Linked DNA regions of Mus musculus: region 2 is linked to region 1. Evidence: chromatin loops called from intact Hi-C (ENCODE). Cell type or tissue: gastrocnemius. All regions are shown on one strand. Links, peaks and the distances in the headings refer to the core of each region. The heading gives the core; the rest is flanking DNA.

Evidence for each region. Peaks named below come from ENCODE experiments on the same cell type or tissue, not always from the same donor. Only the 100,000 strongest peaks of a DNase experiment are listed, where the experiment ranks them.
Region 2: it touches region 1 in a loop (2.5-fold over the local background); 1 of 42 quality-filtered maps calls a loop at or near these places.

Annotation. Positions count from the first base shown.
Region 1 is chr12:40,218,890-40,221,817 of GRCm38, forward strand. The region is part of intron 1 of Ifrd1 (interferon-related developmental regulator 1); the gene reads right to left. Among named protein-coding and RNA genes, the nearest start is that of Mir1938, 2.5 kb to the right of the region's middle. In gastrocnemius, for the core only: no CTCF peak of the experiment used is centred there; a DNase peak (open chromatin) is centred at 1,523; H3K4me3 peaks cover 2,500 bases; H3K27ac peaks cover 2,500 bases.
Region 2 is chr12:40,583,559-40,586,486 of GRCm38, forward strand. All of the region lies in intron 1 of Dock4 (dedicator of cytokinesis 4), which reads left to right. Among named protein-coding and RNA genes, the nearest start is that of Dock4, 140 kb to the left of the region's middle. In gastrocnemius, for the core only: no CTCF peak of the experiment used is centred there; no DNase peak of the experiment used is centred there; H3K27ac peaks cover 1,096 bases.

The DNA.
Region 1 (2,928 bases), core at 329-2,828:
AAAAATAATTTAACTAGCATATTTTCAGAATAAATTCATAATTGAGGGATCACACATTAACTTAAAAATTATGAAGTAATGAATTACTTTGAGTCCTGAGCTAAAATGAGTCTCAAATTCTGACCATAAAGTGACCTGGGCAGCCTGATTTACCTGCACTTAATTTCCTTTTATTAGTAAAATCAAAGAATACATAACTAGTAATTTTAATATTACAGAGTACATTCTGCAGAAGAGATGCTAGGATTACCACCTGGACAGAATACAGAAAAATGAACATGAACTACACAACAGAAGTCAATCTCATTTACCCACCAATGTGCCTAACCTCTTCCTTTGGCACCTATTATGCAAAGGTTTCACCTACTACCTTTTATGCACAATCTATGCGCAATCTTACAGAAATATATTTCAATACTAAGCATATCAAAACACAATCACATCATACAGGAGTATAGAAAATAATGTGTCCTATACTACAAATTTGGAGTGTTCTACTAGTACATAAAGATGTCATTAAGTAGCATTATACAATCATCTTACTATGTATAATAAACTGATGTAACAGTGTATAGATGCAGACAATCATTGCCAACCAATTCCCACCAAAGACTGGGGGAAAAGGTTAAGTATCAAAAGCCCGTACATATATTAATTTCATCATGAAAAATTATAAACAAATATAGATTAATGAGCATTTTATTTGAATGCATATTTTTAGAACTTCAATTTCTCCAGAAATATTTTAATGTATAATTATTAACACCTCTATACACACATCATCATGATTAATACTTAAACTTTAGGTCTGAATAAAAATCAAATTCCTCAAAAAAAATAAGTTCCTGTATTTTTATTGTCATTATTACCTTACTTTTATTTATTTATTCCAGTTTGGGGCAACAGTCGGGCTCTGCAAACCAATCTCACTATATAACCCAGATTAACCTTCAACTCCTGCAATCTTCCTGCCACTCCAGCCTCTCAAATCCTAGGATTAATGGGTGTTAATTTTACTTTATTAAATCCTCTAAAATTAAGCCTGTTAGAGTTAGGCTAATTTTCCTTTAAATAAGTTGCTAAAAAAAAATTTTAAAAAAACCCTATGCAGAGAAGTTAGCAAAACTTTAAATTAACAAGTGACCTTGAAATCTGCTTGCCTGATACCAAAGTAACTTGGATCAAAGTAGGAAAGCACAGAGAATAAGTGAGGCACCAATGCCAACATTTCTTAATCACTGTGCTAGGAAAAAATAAACACCAGCCTATTTCTGGATCTTTCCTCATGACAAATTATGCTAACAGCTGAGTATATTCTGAAGAATCTTACCATATTTACATACAAGCCAATGTAATTTTAAAACTGTTCATATGTGGCCTGTGTTTAAGATTATTTGTACACAACTTTAAGCTTCTGTCTCTTAACTAACTGGTTTGGTTTCTTCATGATTCCAGGAAGGGGTTTGAAAGGGCAAGGAATGACTGACTGGCAGGACGCCTCAGTGGAAAAGGTGCCTGCTGCCAAGCTGTTGGCCTGAGTTCATCAAGCCCCAAGATCCACACAGAAACTGTGCTCTGACTTCCCTATCCATGTCTTGGTGTGCTCACATTCACGCACAAATAAGTAAATGCACTCTTAAAGCAAGGAAATTCATCTCGTAAGAATGTCTAACATCTAGGTCAAGCTTACCTTGTAATCCTGAGCTAATAACGAGCAGGCACTCTACATATGTGAAGTCCTCCTTATTTCTCAGAGTCTTACTATACAAACTTTTTTCCTTAAAAACCCTGTCTTTCCTGCTAAATCTGTGGCTTTACGTCTGCTATTCCAGCAATCAGAAGTCTAAGACAAGAAGCTGCCTTTGTTTGAGAACAGCTGATGCTACAGTGAATTCCAGAGCAGGCTACAGACTGAGACTGTCATAATAAACAAAATGAGAAAAACAAAAAAGAAAACATAAAACGTGAAAATCCACTCCTCAGATCAGAACACTGCTGTGTAAACTTATCCATGCATGTGAGATCAATTTTCTTGGTTTCCTACAACTCTCCAATTACTTACAAAGAATATAAATAAAAATCCAAGACCCTAGAGATTCACTTAAATCAGATTTATTCTCCCTGTCATCCAAACTTCAATAGAAAAAGTGGTTTCTAAGTAAAATTTTTGCTAACTTCCTTTCGGACTCAACTATTTAGGAAGTAAAACACACGTGGCTCAAGTAGAAAATTACAGAAAAGCATTCTCATCCAGTCCCACTTGCTAGAGGTAGCTTTTATGGTAACAATATCAAAGCTTGCAGTTTCAACAACCAAATCAATTACTTTCCTTTTATAGATGCTTCAAGTGTTTACATTACATATGCTAAAATGCAGTGTTTAAACTCGTATCTTTTCTATGAAAAAGAATTTAAAAGACAGCACTGATGCAGTCTGAGGGCAGGTCAATACACCTTGAGGCAAAATGTGTCTGTCCTAAGAAAAGAACAATACTTGTCAGGAAACTACAGAAAGGAAGGGTGTCTGTGAGGTGGAGACCTCTGTTAACATCTGTTTCCAAATTGTCAGTGTTTCTCCATTGTTTTCATCTTTTTAAAATGAAAACTTTAATAAGACTAGTAAGACTTTATGAAAGAACTCCGGTATTTATTCAGGAGGGAAAGCTTAAACAGAAGTAGCAGGAGCCTTGATTCAACCACAACTAGGTTACATGAACAGTATTTCATAACTTCACAATGAATTTCACCACGCATTCAGGAGAAAGGGAAAAAATATCTAAAGATACATTTCTATTTGTAATAGTCCATACCCAGCCAGTTATCACCTAACACATGATCAAGAGCTTTCAGCTCTCCAGACCCTGGAGGAAAACTTTTGCATTGCCAGTCTCCAATATTTAACATGAAAACTGGTCATTTACTTTTCTAA
Region 2 (2,928 bases), core at 288-2,787, 360 kb after region 1:
TCTGTCAACAGACATAGGCAAGAAGAGAGAAATGAGGGTTTTAGTGTCTGCTTTGTACCAATCAACGGGCTAGGTGTTGAGGTAGATAGATACTTTTCCATCCTTATACTTGGTACCTAGTTTACTTGTACCTAGCTATGGCCTGAGCTATAGAAATGAAGCCTTGGGGGATTTTGTCATGTAAAGTGGTTGTAAAATTAGTAATGAGCCAGTGATCATTTGAATGAAAAATATCATCTGTAGCCTCAGGCTTTGGAACACTTATTTCCCAGTTAGTGGTGCTGTTTGGGGAGTTCTGGGTGGTCCAGCCTTGATGGAGGAAGTAGTCTCAGAGAGCTGGCTTTCACAAGAAAAGCCTTCCACCTCTTCAACATAGCAGTCTCTTGCCTGTGCTTCTGTTTGAAATAGGAGCTCTCAACTTCCTGCTCTTGCCACCATGCCTGCCATTCTCTGCCATGCCTCTGTACCATGATTGACTGTTACTCCCTTGCTCATGTTGTTTTATCACAGCAAGAGAAGAGTAACTAAGACAGAGTCTTTTCCTACGGTGTGCATGCTAGGACTTGAATGTAGCCTTACTCCTGACTCTACCACTGATCTATACTCACGGCCCATTACACTTTATATTTAAGTCTCTGGACTTGTAGAATCACTCTTCAGCAGCACACAAATTCGATACAGATATAATTGGATATATTTTAGTGCTGTTATTTGATAAAAGAGATGCTTAAGATGGTTAGGTCTTCTTGATTAATTGACTGTTTATCACTGGGTAATGATCTTTGCCTATATTGATGGTTAGTTGTCTAAAAATTAATAAAGCAATTACAGCTTTCTTGTGGTTGATGTTACCATGTTAAATTCAATTTTTAAAATATGTGATATGCATTTCTTCATATTAAGCTCTTCATTTTTTTAACAGTGTGCTAATTCCTAGCTTTCAATTGTGGTGTATAGTCTCATCACGTATAAAGTGTTCATCAATATGGTCATATTTAATTTTTTAAACATTTATTTGTGTGTGTGTTCAGATGTGTGGATGTGTGTTAGGATGATGTACCCAACCCATGTGTGCAGAAGTCTATGCATATGTGCGTGTACAAGCTAGAGAAGACCTTCAACTGTTGGTTCCTGGCCAAGTTTCCCTGTGAATCAGCATGTCTGTCAGGTTCCCAGGGGCTACCGTTGTGTTGTTCTGGATTAATTCTGAGTCACTTTACATCAGTTGATTTCCCCCACATTGTTTTCTGTGCATTTGCATTTCTGAACTTTGTGTTGCATGCCAGAGGATGTCTTAACAGATGAATATTTGAATTCCTTTAAATGCCTGTAACTTCCTACTCAGAGGAAGTTTAGCAATTTGATCCCTTTTAGTTTTCTATTAAGATTTGTTCCTCAGGTCAGAGTCACATTTGCCTCAAAAATCCCTTCTCTCTCTAGTGCCCCCATGAATGTGGAGGTTCCTCTTTCGGCCAGTGGGAACCCCGAGAGCTTTACTTAAGAGGACACGCCATCACATGTCTATAGATAGACTATTTTCCACAGAGGCAAGCCTGAAAGGGGAAAGGTGAATACAGTAAGTCAGGGGGTGTGGTTGGACTGAATTCCCCCTCTCTGCCTAATAGGCTCTGCAAACCTTGAGACGACTCAAGGAAGCTAGACAGTGTCACCCAGTGCTGATTGGTCTTGCAGAGAGCATGGTTCTTTAGACAGTGGAAGGAGATCCGTCCATACTGTGCACACCATCAGTTCGTCCCCACGTAGATTTATGGAATTTCTGTTTAGCGCATACCAGTTTCTAGTTTTCCTCCGTAGAGCTGTAAAGAGTTTTGTTGTTGATGTTGTTTGTTTGTTTGCTTGATGGTTTTGCTTTTATTGTGTTTGCTGTGACTCTTAGCCATTATTTAGTGGCTTCTTGTCTCTGTCGCTGGCTGTGATGAAATAGTCTTGTTCATACTTTGAAAATGATCTTTCTGTTCAAAACAGCAAGATATGTGCTTGTAGAAAATAACCTCCATTTCTGAGTTATGGGTTTTGTGGACCATATGTACCAACCACTGCCTGATCAGGGAAGTGGGACAAGGGTCACTGAAGTGATGTCTAAACATGCCCAGAGATGAAAACGTCATTGCTCTGTACCTGCTATTAGTTTCACTCTGTCACAGAACTGGAGCCCTTACATTGCCTTGGAGAATCCATGGACTGGTATTCTCAGACCAATGAATAAAAAACTTGGGTCAGTTAAAGGCAGGCTGTGTGCAGCCAAAGGGATTAGGCGCTCTGCAGTGTAAGTCAGGACCCTTTCCTTGTCTTTAAATCATCATTTGTGGCTGGGAATATGGTGGGGCTTTGTAGGCCTGGTCATTTTATAGATGAGGAAAGGAAACTCAGAAATGGGAAGTGTCTGCTAAAATGGAAGTTAGCAGTCTAACAGAAACTAACAGGTCTAACTAAAAGCCTTTCCATTCCGGCCTCACTTCATGGTAAAATGGCCAAAAAATTGGGGGCAAGAGGTTAGAAACAGAATTAGTTTTGCCATCAGAAGATGTAAGTTTTATGTCCTGGTTTTATGGTTTCTTGTGACATGATAACTGTGTGATTTGGGATAATTACCTATTATTAGTTTTGGAATTGTTCTCTATCTATGGAATGAACATTTTTGTCAAAGAATCTGCTTTTGTCTTAAATTGACAAATTGAATTACAACCTGTTTTGATACTTAAAATGTGCTAACATGTGAATCTGTGATGACCTCCATTGTATCATTTCGGTCAGAAGAAAAAGAGGTTTTAACTTTTATAATTCTGCATTCTTATCTACTCTGACCCCTACTCCTTAGGGTCTTACCTCTCCTGAAAAGTGTCATAGCTGGGCATTCTGTGACTTTCCTATCATAATAGACAGGCTTGTGAGATTCTAGACAGAATG